2 separate regions of the Homo sapiens genome follow, and region 1 is linked to region 2. The links are chromatin contacts, found by Hi-C or POLR2A ChIA-PET in ENCODE. All regions are on one chromosome and are shown on one strand. The core of a region is the stretch at or near the end of the contact, and the rest is flanking DNA. Distances in the headings are between cores, read along the strand shown. Region 1 overlaps HERC1 (HECT and RLD domain containing E3 ubiquitin protein ligase family member 1). Region 2 has its middle 22 kb from the start of MIR422A.

Evidence for each region. A loop is a pair of places that touch in the nucleus more often than their neighbours do. ChIA-PET counts read pairs that join two places held with the same protein, here RNA polymerase II (POLR2A). Pooled maps may share reads with other maps.
Region 1: a pooled map shows a loop between it and region 2 (3-fold over the local background). The contact joins two enhancer-like sites. A Hi-C loop is called at or near these places in 1 of 37 single-sample maps with no recorded cell type and 4 of 50 pooled maps. POLR2A ChIA-PET finds 5 or more read pairs at or near these places in 2 of 52 experiments (activated CD4-positive, alpha-beta T cell and activated CD8-positive, alpha-beta memory T cell).

What each region holds. Positions count from the first base shown.
Region 1 is chr15:63,706,915-63,713,987 of GRCh38, reverse strand. HERC1 (HECT and RLD domain containing E3 ubiquitin protein ligase family member 1) reads left to right here. Exons shown (of 78, transcript NM_003922.4): 23 at 323-635; 24 at 1,093-1,213. Among named protein-coding and RNA genes, the nearest start is that of USP3-AS1, 110 kb to the right of the region's middle. Within about 2 kb of position 5,712, at least 3 of the 41 ENCODE cell types and tissues checked have a DNase peak (open chromatin) inside an H3K27ac peak, as active enhancers do.
Region 2 is chr15:63,889,814-63,896,750 of GRCh38, reverse strand. No RefSeq gene overlaps it. Among named protein-coding and RNA genes, the nearest start is that of MIR422A, 22 kb to the right of the region's middle. RefSeq lists enhancers at 2,294-2,795, 3,571-3,800, 5,370-5,459 and a silencer at 3,727-4,021. Within about 2 kb of position 3,855, at least 8 of the 41 ENCODE cell types and tissues checked have a DNase peak (open chromatin) inside an H3K27ac peak, as active enhancers do.

The DNA.
Region 1 (7,073 bases), core at 4,463-6,962, 180 kb after region 2:
ATGATGTGGGTACTGCTGGTCTGGGACCGTACGTTGAAAATAACTGATCCAATTCATTAATAACATTTGAATTGTGATTACATTAAAATTCTGTAAAGGCAGATTAGTATTTCCTAATGTAATTTTTATGAAAATATAGTATTTTAGTATATTTTAAATGTAATTTTAACTAAGTTAACTATGTTGTATATAATGTCTAAAAAATAATTTTTCCCTCTTTCAGTAAGTTTTTGGTCCAAACTTTTTGACTATTTTTATTGTTATTTTCTTTGCTCTTCTCTCCCCATGTGTTAAGACCTTGTTTTTGTGTTGCATGTTACAGAAATCTTTCAGTGTTTCCTCTCAGCCCGTGAAGTAGCTCGTAGCCGAGACCGAGATAGAATGAACAGTGGGGCAGGGTCTGGGGCTCGAGCTGATGATCCACCTCCTCAGTCTCAGCAAGAGCGAAGGGTCAGCACAGACCTTCCTGAGGGTCAGGATGTGTACACTGCTGCATGCAACTCCGTGATCCATCGGTGTGCCCTGTTAATATTAGGAGTAAGTCCTGTGATAGATGAGCTTCAGAAGCGAAGAGAAGAAGGACAGTTGCAGCAACCTTCAACAAGTGCCTCTGAAGGGGGTGGACTTATGACCAGGTGGGACTGACTAGACACTGAAAACATGACCTACTCACTTCCCTTTATTACTTTATGCACTGAAATGGTTTGTTTCCAAAGTTACAGTGTTCTGATGTTAACATAGACATGAAAGAAGAAATGCAAATTGACTAGGATGAACTTAAAGTAAAGTAAATACTGATACTGATTCAGCATGGGCTATAAATTTCTGATTAAATGAGGAGGCACAATTTTTCGTATATATAAACAACAGCAGTGAAAAAGCATGTGAAGTTACTTGCATTGCTCTGTAGTTTAGTGACATGCAAATTATTTTGAGAAGGTCTTTGTGCTCAGACAAGAGTCAGGATTTCCTGTCAACTGACATTACTCCTCCCTGTGTGTGTATATTATCTCTGTGCTCCAATTCCATTCAATTTTATGTTCACTAACAGTCCTAAATCAAAAAACTTTTTTTTTTGTACATGTGAGACAGGAGTGAAAGTCTTACTGCAGAGAGCCGGCTAGTCCACACAAGCCCAAATTATAGACTGATCAAATCGAGGAGTGAATCTGATTTGTCTCAGCCTGAATCAGATGAAGAGGGTTACGCACTGGTAGGTATACCCAGATTCAGTAAAGAAAGATTTTTGTTTTCAAGGTATATGATATGTAAGGCTTTGGTTAGAGTAAGTAATATGTTTGTTTTAGACATATAAAAATTTTTTCAAAAATAACTTTAAGAGAAATAACTATATTGCATATATGTTTACCACATATGTGTTAATGGTTTCAATCTCTTGTTCTGACTTCTTTTTAAACTCTAAATTCATATATCTGACTCTTTGATGGACATTCCACCCGAATGAGTTGGGTTACCCCAATCTTAACCTATCTACAAGTGAACTCGTCTCTCTCCAAACCTGTTTCTCTTTTATTCCCTATTTTAGTAGGTGGTACATTAACTATCCAAGCAAGAAACTTGGGATCATCCTTGACTCTTTTTTCTTATCTCCTGATCCCTTTATTCTCCACCCCTTCCCAATCCAGTTAAGTCTTAAAAATTTTACCGTTAGTGTGTCTCCAATGTCCTCTCCTCTCCCTTTCCTTCTGCCACTGCTCTGTTTTAAACTTTCTCTTTTGAGTGGACGTGTGCAGAAGCCTTCAAACTGGTTGCCTCACCTCTTGCCTTGTGCCCACCTTCCACATTTCACAAGACTAACATATCTAAAGTACAAATCTGTTTATACCTCCTCTACTCAAAATCTTTTAACAGCTCTGTTAACTATCAAAAAAGCCTCAGAACCTGGACTGCAGGCATTTAGGGTAAAGATAAATAAGATGCTAATTTATATAAAAAGGAGGTGAGGTAAAGGTATGCTACAGTGTCACTGGTAAAATATAAAGCGAAAACTATCTAGAAGATTGCTTCTACTTGAGGAACTTTGGACTTGGAGTTAATTGGTAGCTAGGTTTTCAATTTGGCTGTTCCTCTGCCTTGTGTGTGATTCTATATGTGCTATGACCTCCCTGGGCTTTAGTGTCTTACTGTGTGATACGAAGATGGTAGTGCCTGTTGTGTATATGGTGATGTGTCAGACTTGGCTTCTGGTCTCGATTCTACTGTTAAAGAGCGGTGGGATCTTGGTCATATCATGTGACAGCTCATAGAGAAATGCTAGCGTTTGAGATGGACTTATCTATAAGCTCCATGTGTAATTCTGAAATTCCTCTGTTGTATGAACTGAGAGAAGGGATAGGAAAATATTTTTGAAAAAGTATAAAGTGCTACATAAAGAATAAGTTATTGTTTTAAAAAAGCTTCCATAAAGGATTCCTCATCTAAGGAAAGTTGAACAGTGTCTTTACGTTTCATTGTATCATGACATTTTGTTTATACTTCCTCCTTTTCTCCTTCATCTGCATTAATATCTCTGTGCTTCCACTTCATACTCCCAGTCTTATAGTCTAGTGAGATTCCTGTGCTCATTTATTTCTCTGTCAGTTAATTTTTTAAATCTGATCAATCTGACTCATTATCTAGTCTCCTAACTCTGTGATAATTTCCCTTTTTTTTGAGACAGGATATTACCCTGTCACTCAGGCTGGAGTTCAGGCTGCTCAGTGCAGCCTCGAACTCCTGAGCTCAAGCAATCCTCCTGCCTCAGCCTCCCGAGTAGCTGAGATTACAGGCATGTGCCACCATTTCTGGCTAATTTTTTAAATTTTTATGTCTTGCTCTGTTGCCCAGGCTGATCTTAAACTCCTGGCCTCAAGTGATCCTCCTGCTTCAGCCTCCCAAAGTGTTGGGATTACAGGTGTGAGCCACTGCACCCAGCTCCCAACCCTGCAATAATTTTGAAACATAGATCATGTCGTTTCTCTGCTCAGAGTCCTGCAATGACTTCCCTTTTCTCAGACTAGAAGTCTAAGTCCTTACAGGGGTCTATAGGCTCTTCATGGTCTGGTCCCACTACCTCTCTGATCTCTTCTGTTACTCTCCTCAGTGATTCTCCTTCTGTCACACTGGACTCTTAGCTGTTGCGTGAATCTGCAACACAAGTTCCCTTTAGGGCCTTAACTGGCTGTTTCTTAGGACTGGAATGCTATTGCCTGCATGGCTAACTCCCTCTCTTTCTTCAAGTCTTCATTCTGATGTTACTTTTTCCATGAAGCCTGTGCTGACCACCCTATTTAAAATGTCAATTTTCCTTCTTTTCCAAATAGTCACTTCCTGTCCCCCTTGCCTTGCTTTGTTTTTTCTGGGGCACCGATCACTTACTGTATAATTTAGTTATTCATTGATCAGTTAGTCTTAGTCTACATTAGAATATAAGCTCTTTAAGGACAGGAATTTTTTGCTGTTTTATTCACTTCTGTATCCCAAGCACCTATAATAGCACGTGGTAGGTAGTCAGGAAATTATTTTTAAATTTATAAATAACTGTCTAATCTATTTTGGCAAAATTTCCACATGCATTTGGTTTTTTCCTTTCTTTAATTGAAGTGCCCTATTACCTGTTTCTGGAGTAGGTATTTTCAAACTGGTCCCCCTACTTTTTCCAGTTTTGCTCCTTAGACACTTCTTTCCAAATTAGAACTCTTGGAAACACACATAACAACAACAAAACACCTACCTGCTGATTGTGCTACTTTCCTACTCAAACATCTTGTCTTACTGCAGAGAGATGGCTAGTCCACGCAAGTCCAAATTACAGACTGATCAAATCTAGGAGTGACTGCACTGCCTACTCGGAAATCAAAGATTCTGGGAAGTGTCACCTGCCTGCTTTTGGAACCAGTATTCTTCTGCAGTGGTCTGCATTTTTGCCATAGTAGTTCATCTGCCAGACCCCAAGCATACCTCTTGAGCCTTTGCTAAAGCACTATTTGCCTTAAAAGTTCTCCTAGGCTTCCTTGCTGATATCCTGTCTTTCCCTGAAGGACTGTCTAAAATGTTACCTCTTCCAGAAAGCTTTCCCAGCTACCTTACTCTCCCAGTTGTCCCATGACAGTTTGTTAGGATGTCTGATAATTTACCGTTTGTCTTATGTTGGACTTATTTATGTATTATTAGTATGTCTTCCCAGTAAACCCACTAGAAATCTAGGATTTTTTGGTTTTTATTTTTCCTAAATGCCCCTGATATCTCCTACACAGTGCTTTACATATTGTAAATGATTAATAACTCCTTTCAACTGAAATGAAAATATAGAAAGGAGGATGGGTAAAATTAAAGTGGTGTACTTTTGGGAAATCAGCTATGAAATCTGACTCAGAATAGGGTTAAAACTCACCATGGACTTTGACCTGTACAAGACATTTAACCTTCCTGAGCTCCAGTTTCTTTATCTTTGAAGTGGAGAATAATGCCTGTTGTACTTGCCTCAACTGTGTTGTGAAGAATAAATTTGGTAATACAATTTAAAATATCTGGAAAATTATAAATGGGGACAACAGATCAATGGAGGAGGATTGAGCTTAGATTTAATTGTTAAGATTGTTAGGTTTTCTGGTTGTTCACTTAGTTTTTAGAAAATTTTTAAAAAGACTAAAAAAAAACCCATTTTTAAAAAAGATTGGGCCAGGCGCAGTGGCTCATGCCTGTAACCCCAGCACTTTGGGAGGCTGAGGTGGGAGGATTGCTTGAGCCCAGGAGTTCGAGCCAGCAGTTCAAGACCAGCCTGGGAACATGCCAAACCTTGTCTTTACAAAAAAATAAAAAATATATATATATATTAGCTGGGTGTTGTGGTGTGCACCTGTCCCAGCTACTCGGGAGGCTGAGGTGGGAGGATCACTTGAATCTGGGAGGCGGAGGTTATAGTGAGCCGAGATGGCGCCACTGCACTCCAGCCTGGGTGACAGAGCGAGACACTGTCTCAAACAAAAAACACCAGATTGACTTTTGATCATCTTTCCTTATGGAATATTACAAAGATAGTGTCAAAAGATGGAAAAGACAAGAACTAGAGAGAAAGCAGATTCCATTTCAGATGAAGGGAGACCTGGGCTAAGCCTTCAGCTTCAGAGAGCCTGGGGTGGATGAAGAGGAGCAAGCACTTGGGATGGTTTGGGTTTTCCAGCTGAAATATGTTACCCTTCTATACTATATGAGGTTATTTAAGATTACCGTTCATATCTTTGATACCTCATTTATTCTGAATTGTTCGTAAATGAAATGCTTTTTAAAATGTTAGAAGTTAACTACTTTAATGTTAAATCTTTGTTTTAACCTTCTTTCATAAAATGTATTATATGACGTGTTATCTACTGTTATTCTCTGCTTGCTAAAACAGAGAATACCAACCCTAAGTTTAACTGTTTGACAGGTGTCATTTTTACTAACATTTCTTGCTACACCCTTCTAGTCTATTCCCTAGCTCCCTCGTTTCTGGCAGGATTTGATTTAGCATATGAAAACAGATACTTTACAAAAGGATAATTTAGATGAATGAATTAGGACTGAAAAAGGCTGAGAGAGGAAAATAAAGCCCTGGGTAAGATATTCTTATCTTGGCCCATATCCTGTGGTGTTCTGCTAGAGGTTGGTCACCACACAGGAAAAGCATAATGAGTTACATAATTCACAGTGTCTAAAAGATAAAAAACAAAATTGTTCAAGAGAACCAGATTTTTCTGGTTCTGAGGCCTGAGATTGTTTTCTTCCATGAGTCCTCATGGCAAAGGTACTATGTAATGAAAATGTTTTATTGCCTGACACAGTGATGCCTTGAGGAGCTTTATGATGACTATTTGGTGTTTTATCCAGCACCAAATGGTCCAAGAATATATAATACTTATTTCTGTTGATACATAGGTAGGTGAGTATAAGAAAATGTGTGTTTATCTGCACCAGGGGTACATGTATCTATATATATGACCAGGTAAAGATTTTATATAACATTTTCCAAATGAATCTGTTTTGTCACTTCTTCTTTTTTTTTTTTTTTTTTTTTTTTTGAGAGGGAGTCTTGCTCTGTCATCCGGGCTGGAGTGCAGTGGCACAATCTCAGCTCACTGCAACCTCCGCCTCCTGGGTTCAAGTGATTCTCCTGCCTTAGCCTCCCAAGTAGCTGGGATTACAGGCGTGTGCTACCACACCCAGCTAACTTTTGTATTTTTAGTGGAGATGGGGTTTCACCTTGTTGGCCCGGCTGGTCTCGAACTCCTGGCCTCAAGCGATCCACCTGCCTCGGCTTTCCAAAGTGCTGGGATTACAGGTGTGAGCCACCACTCCCGGCCTTGTTTTGTCACTTCCGGGCCTTCTTTGACACAAGCTTTTTGGATTGTATGATAGAGTACAATTGAAATTGCTGATACCATAATGTCAAGTCTATGCACAAGCTTAAGTCATATATGATTTGTTTATGGTTGCCTGTACATATAGGCCAAGTAGGCAGTTGTCTACATCCCCCCACCAGATACACAGGTAACACACAGAAATATACTTCCATTCTTCTTGTAAGCCTTCACTGCTTTATTAAACTGTCTGTAGTTCACCAGTTTTGAGATTTGTCTATTGTAATAGGTTTTTTAAAAAGACATTTAAAAATCTTTTCAAATACTACCAGAAGGTTTAGGACTGTTATTTTTCTGTTAGTACGGAGACTATCAGATTTTCTTCTTCTAAACACCTAGCGAAGGCTAGTGGAAGTTTTGAAAAGAAAGTGAAGCTAGAGGAAGGAGTAGTAATTTTGGAAAATAAGGCACTACTTCAAGGCTTTAGGCATCCGGAAGGTGCTAATAAGATCATACTGTGTCTGGAAGATAAAAGACAAAGATTCCAATGGAAAAAGGTAACAAAAACTACTGCTACTCTGCAATGTTAATTAATGTGAGTTTTTTAGTTAGTGTTTCAGAGTTATATGTGCTTGAGCCTCCTTATAGCTATGTTCAGTGGGTTTTTAGGGACATTTTGTTATTAGTTTGACTTGAATGATGAATAAGTAAGACATTGCTGTAATTACATGAATT
Region 2 (6,937 bases), core at 2,606-5,105:
TTCCAATAACTAAGCTGAGGGCTTTGGAACTGATGGGACACTTCCTGGTGGGGGAGGAAGCCCGGGCAGATTTTCTTAAATGATACAAACTGCCAAGCTCACCAAACTTTCACAATCGATGCTGACCCTGGAAAGCCCCACAAAGCCATAAGAGTCTAGACTCTGGAAAATCCTTCTCCTTCCTCTCCAAATCAACCAATCAGCAAATAAACACCACTACACATAGTATGCTTAGCTGCCATGCAATCAAGCGAGGCTTTCACGCTTATCGGATTTAAACAGTAACGTTTCCCCAGGGATGGCAGGGGCAGAAAGCCTCAGTCCCAGGCTTCTTGGTTGGAATGGGTTTCACAGGTTCTTTCCTAATATCAGATGGGGAGGGGTGAGGAGGGCATTTGCCCGCTGGAGCACACCTGGGAGAGCACCACTTGTGAGGGAAGGGTTCCAGCAGGACATCGATGGGAAACGCACATCAGGAAATGAACATCTGAGCATTTACATGCACCCAGCATGGGGAAGGCACTGGAGAATATTCTGCAGGAGGATATTCCTGTTCCTAAGGAGCCCGAGCTGGGAGCGCACCTGTGGATATTCAGCTTGCCCATAGATGAGCTGCTTCCCCTGGCCACGTGAGATATGGATGAGGTAAGGAAAGGCGATGTGAGTACATCGAGGTGGGGTTGGTCCTTCGGGGGAGGCGGTGATCAGAGGAAGGCAGGGAGGCTGGCCTGGAGCAGGAGGGTGTCACCACTGGTCACTCCTTGTATTCAGACAGTGAAGGCCACTGACAAAATGTCACACTTGCTGTGACCACTGGTCTCCAGTAAGGTCCAGCCAGCCTGTGGGGCCTTGTGGGTCTGGCATGCTGGGCAGCGGGTTTGATGGGGGGGTGTCAGGTTCTCCTGGGGAGAGAGGGCCCCAGGAGGGACATTGAGGTAGTCAGTACTTGGTCTAAGCAGGGGTTTCAGAGACTTTGTAGATGCTCGTCCAACACCACTGAAGATGCCCAGGGGCGACAGGGAGCTCAGGATCTCTTGGCAGGACCCTTAAGGGCTGGTGTCAAACTGTTCAGGTTGTTACAAGTTCTTTCTCAGGTTAAGCTCAAGTTTGCCTCCCCGCAGATCCATCCATTGTCCTGGTTCTGTCTTCTGGGGTCATATCTATTTAGCAAATATAGAGACAAAGATGGGAAAAGATAGTTCATGTCCTCAAGGAATCCACAGTGCAGTGACAAGGATGAAATAGGCGCTAAGCTGGGAGCTGAGGAAGGAGTCCTGTGTTCCGAGGGATGGGGGCCCAGGCAGGCCTCCAGAGGAAGTAGCCTTTGAGTGCGCTTCACAGATAAGAGGATTCACATGGGTGGAGGGGGCTGCAGAGTCCAGGCCAGGAACAGCTTGAGCAAAGACACAGAGGTAGGAGAGAGCAAGGTATCCCCTGGGGACGCGGGGCACCCTGTTGGGGTGGGGCCTGCTGCGGTGGGGAAGGGGGCTAGATAAAGAGGGGCTTCAACCCAGGCTTAGGCCTTTATTCAGCAAGCTATGGGGAGGGTTGAGAGGTTTCGTGAGACTTTATCAGAGCTGTGGCTAAGATCAGGGGTTCTCAAAGTGTGGTCCCTGGCCAGCAGCATTAGGGTCATCTGGGAACTTAGAAATGCAAATTCTCCAGCTGCCTCCCAGACCTCCTAGATCAGAAACTCTGAGGGTACTTTAATAGGCCCTCCAGGTGATTCTGATGTGCTGCTTTAGAAAAACAACCCGAGAGCTGAGGGAGAGAGGGGAGGTGGGGGGAGCCTGGAAGAGGCCGCAGGTGCTGCTGCATCCTCAAAAAGCAATCACAGCTGGAAGATGGACCCGAGCATGGGAGGAGATATCACTAACAACGCTCCCAACTACAGTAACCAACTGTCCCAGCTTGCCTGGGACCTGAGAGGTTTCATGGGACATGGGACTTTCAGTGCTAAAACCAGGAGAGCCCAGGGCAAACTGGGATAGTCAGCTACCCTGCCCTAACACTGCCCAGGAAGACGTACTGCTCAGGTTGTTTATGAAGGGAATGGGTGAACGGTGGAGTTCCCAACAACGCTGAAGCCCATCCTCGAGGACTTTGTAGTGGCTAAAGTTGCCTGTCCCTCTTGTCACCCGTTTCTGGTGCCTGCTGTGCCTGGCAGGAGCCCTTCCCACATGCCTCTGCTGTGTCCAGGCTCTGGAGACCAGAGCAGAAAGGGAGGTGGAGCCCAGGCCAGTGACAAGAATACAAGGCTGGCTCTCCATGGCCATGTCGCTGGCCAGGCGCCTCGGTCACATGAAATACAATATGGCTGAGGCCTCTCTGACCCTGCTGATGCTGCTGGAAGCTGAAAATACCCAGGGTCCCGGCCTGGGCGCCCGGGTGGCTCCTCTGGGCCAGGAATCAGAGGAGAGGCTGTGGTGACTCAGCCAGGCTCTGGCCTCTGTGGGGTGATTTCAGGGCACTGCAGCCTCCCACCTTTCCTACAGGTGGAGGTTTTTAAAACAGGAGCCTTTTTATTTATCACCCCAGCTGCCTTCAACACATACAGGGGATGGTGGGGAGAGTGACTTCACCATGTTCACTGAGCTGTTAAACACCAGACAGCAAGCCTGCCTATGGAAGCTTGCTCAGAAAAGTGGGGCAGCTGCTTTCTGAAGACCCCAGTGAGCCCCTCCCCGTGTCTTGTTGATCCACACGCCCTATCCATGGACCAGTCACGGAGGCTGAGGGATGGATGAGGGTGATTTGTTTAGGCCTGAGACCCAAGGCCTTAGTGCCTAGGGTGGAGTTAGCTTCCCCGAAACTGGAAGGAGGAGAACTGGTCATTGCTAAGAGAAGGGGAACAGCTGCTGGGAGGTGAACCTCATGTCTCCTTCAATTCTCTTCCTCTGCTTCTGCTGTGGTGCTCTCTACTTTTTCAGAACTGCCTCGTGAGCAAACTTTCTGGGGCTCAAATGAGGCTCCCTACTCCCAACACACCTGCCCAGGAGTTGGTCCTGCTACAGCCTTCAAAACCCGCAGGCAGGAGGATTGCTTGAGCCCAGGAGTTTGAGGCTGCAGTGAGCTATGATCATGCCACTGCACTTAGCCTGGGCAGCAGAGCAAGACACCCATCTTTAAAACAACAACAATAATAATGATAACCTGTAGGCCCTGCCTCTATCAACCTCCCTTCCCTGGAAAGAAGCATCATACCTGGGCAGGGGGGTGCTGCATGGAAACCCTGGCTTTGGAGTTAGACTGGACCTCAGGGTCTGAATCCCAGTTCTGGCACCTTCTTGGCTGGGTAACTGTTAGCAACGAACTGAGCCTCAGTTCTCCCTCTTGTAAAATGGGAATGACAGTATGCTCCCGCAGGGCTTCTGTGAGGGTGAAATGGAATGAGCTGATGCATGTGAAGTTCCCGTTCCGTTGCACTCGGAATGTGGTTGCTGCTGTAATAACCATGCTTCTTATTGACAGCATACAGTACAGGGTAAAAATAGACATGTAAGTGAGGAGCCTGGAGCAAAAGAGGAAGGAAGATCCCCTATAGTGGTTCTGCCCCTGGCAACCACTCTGGCGACTGCAAAGCATGTGATCGGTAGGGCCCTTCATATGAATAAGGGGTCATGCCTCTTGCTTCTGCATGCCATGGGCTGGGTGTGTGGCTCCCACGGCCTGCATACTCTGCAACTCTGGAGTTAGTGAAGAAGCCTCACTACCCAGCCACAAGGCACATTCTACTTTCCACACATCTGACTCCTTCAACCAGAACCCCATGCCCCTACCATGACCACCACCAAGTGCAAAGCTGCTGTGCCTGAGAGCTGCAGCAGCCAGCCCTCTTCCTGCCTGTCTGTGGCTGGTGTGGTTTGCGTAGGAGAAGCAATAATCGTAGCATCCCCACTTACCATGTGCCGGGTGGCTTGCACATATTATCTTTAGTCCTGACAACACTCCTGAGCAAGAGCTCTGGTCTGTTTTACAAAGGCAGGAAACCAAGGCTCAGAGAGGTAGATGACTTTTCTAAAACTAAATGGCTAGCAAAGTAGCAGGGGACTTTGGGTTCAAATTCAGTTCTACCTGGCTCCAAAGACTGAGTGCTTTGCACCATGCAATAGGGCTCGGGAGACCTGAAGTCCAGGTCAGGGTCATCCATTAACTCACATGGGACTGAGGCAAGCACCTCCCCTTGCTGGTCCTCAGTTTCCTCACCTGTGAATCGGGTAATGCCTAAGGTTAGGACTCTGTTCTCCCAGCATCTGACTTCTTGGAGGTCCTCTGCTGACATGGGTACAAAGAGCAGAATTGTGACCCAGGTGATCTCAGTATCCCCCAGTTTCCCTTTGGGAGGCTCTCTTCTGGCCAGGCTGGTGTCTTCCCACTGCCAGGGGGTCTGGAACCTAGCAGTCACCCCTTCTAGGAGTGCTCTGCTCTGTCGTCTGAACATTCCTTTCTACAGCTTCGAACAAAAATGTTTCAATGTCTTGTCTACGTTTTTATAATGTCTCATCTCTCTTGGGTTCTGCCATCTTCCAGAAGACCTAGGAGGGAAGCAGAGATGCTAGTCTGAACTAAAGGGTGAGGGATTCATGGGCTCCTAGTTGCATTTTTATCAGGAGCTTCTAGAAATAGTGTCACAACCTGAAAGAGCAGATGGTCAATTTAGTAACTTCATCAGTGCCTCTGAGTCCCCTTAGTCCCCTGCACATTCACTGTGATTTGTGTTCTATTCGGCTCTCCCTGAGTATAATGCACTCCCCGAGGGAGGGCAGGGACTGGGCCTTGCTCCCAGGCCAAAAGACTCGATTGATTGATGGAGCACCCAGGCCTATAGCACAGGACTGGAACCCCATCTGACTCTGCTTGTGGGAACTGCAGCCACTTCCTGAACTGCCTCCCCACCTCAGCCAGGCCTGAAATGTATTCCTTGCTAGCTAAAGAAGGGGCAAGGAGGAGGGAGAGGGTTTAGAAAGACAAGAAGCATATGGATTTCTTCTTCCTCAGTCTCTCCAATGCTTGAACCCTCCCAGGCCACAGGAAGCTCCCATGAGCCCAGCTAGGCTCTTTAGGGCCAGGGAGTAAAGCTATCTAGAAGTAACAAAAGGGAAGAGAATGAGCATTAATCAAGTTCCTATTGAGCATAGGCATTATACTAGATGTGTCTACAGACTTATACTTGTCTCCATTTTGCAGATGAGAAAACAGAGGACCTGAGAAGTTATGCTGCATGAGATAACGAGGCTAGTAGTTGGTGGAGCCGGGGTTTGAACTCAGGTCCAAAGGTATGTGCTCTTGCAGGCTGCCTCTGGGTGGCTCCTTGGGACAGAGGCCCAAGGTATGTGCTCTTGCAGGCTGCCTCTGGGTGGCTCCTTGGGACAGAGGCTGTAGAACTTTAGGCCCTCTGCCTCGTTTCCCTCAGGACCGACACAGCCAGTCCTGGAGGTCGATGTTGGGTCCGCTGGGGCCAGCCCCACCCAGCCTGTGGACACAGTGCCATGTTACTCTTTGTCCTGGTCTGCATTCACTGGCCATCCACACACATTTTTCTGAGGGATGCTTGGTAACTAAGGCCACCAGGTGGCGCTGCAAGGGCTGGGACCTTGACTGCTGGATCTAAGGCTCAGTAGGTTCTTAGCGATCTTCCATGACAGGCCAGGATTCCCCTGAGAGATTCCTAGGAAACTTTTAAAAAAATATATGGGCCCAGAGTGTCTGGTTTGATATTTTGGATTGGATTCTGGGAAACTGTTATTATTTTAAAATAGTGTTAATTTTCTGCATTGGTAAAATATTCACATGGCTCAAAAAATTTAAAGTATAAAAAGGTATATAAGCCTAGGTGCCGCGGCTCATACCTGTAAACCCAGCGGTTTGGGAGGCTGAGGCAGGTAGGTCACATGAGGTCAAGAGTTCGAGACCAGCCTGGCCAACACAGTGAAACTCTGTCCTACTAAAAATGCAAAAATTAGCTAGTGTGGTGGTGCACACCTGTAGTCCCAGCTATTTGGGAGGCTGAGGCATGAGAATCGCTTGAACCCAGGAGGCCAGGAAGGGGAGGCTGCAGTGAGCTGAGATCACGCCATTGCACTGCAGCCTGGGCAACAAAGCAAAACCCTGTCTTTAAAAAAAACAAAACAAAACAAAACAAAAAATCCTTATTGTTCAAGGGTCAATTTTATATTCAACAAAAGAAGCAAAATAGATTTTAACCAAAGTAACAAAATATGAACAATATATTCATTTGCTTTCCATCAAAACATAGATAAAACAAAAAATATTAACAAGCAATAGCTATTGATTTGGTAGGAATATGAATATCCTAGCCATAACCCTTACTTGACAAATTCACTTGATTTTTGATTAGGCAATCTCCAATTATGGTTTTAGGAATGTTTCACAGTCTGAGGCGCCAGGTTTGTGTGCCTCATGTGTTTTGTCCTTCAGTGTTAATGATAAACGCTTGCATGGCATTCTTAATTTTTGCTTGCACAAGGCTGTCTCAATACCTTTGGTCATTAGGCTGATCCCATTCAGCTTTCAAGTGATCCTGCTTATCTGACTATATAGAAGTCAACATAGCATGATGCTTCTGAAGGCTGTGGCAGATTCTTTCCAGGTGTTGCTCTGCAGCTTGACCTTTGGGAGCCTTGGCTTTAATGATCGCCACTCTGGGAGGGGGGCCCTTAACCTCCTGCTGTAGAATGATGCCAAACTGCCGGCTGCTCAAGCCTTCTTGAGATGGGGGCAGCAACTGCCACTGTCCCCCAACCACGGTGACCTGTAGGACCTGATTCCACAACCCAGAGGTCTGGTTGCCACAGTGCGCCTCACGGGGTAAGACAATTGCTTATTATACACACTGTCCTGCACTTTGCTTTTTTCACTTAAGGGTATAGAGATATTTTTTCCATATCAGTTCAGAAAAGCTTCCTTATTCTTTGTT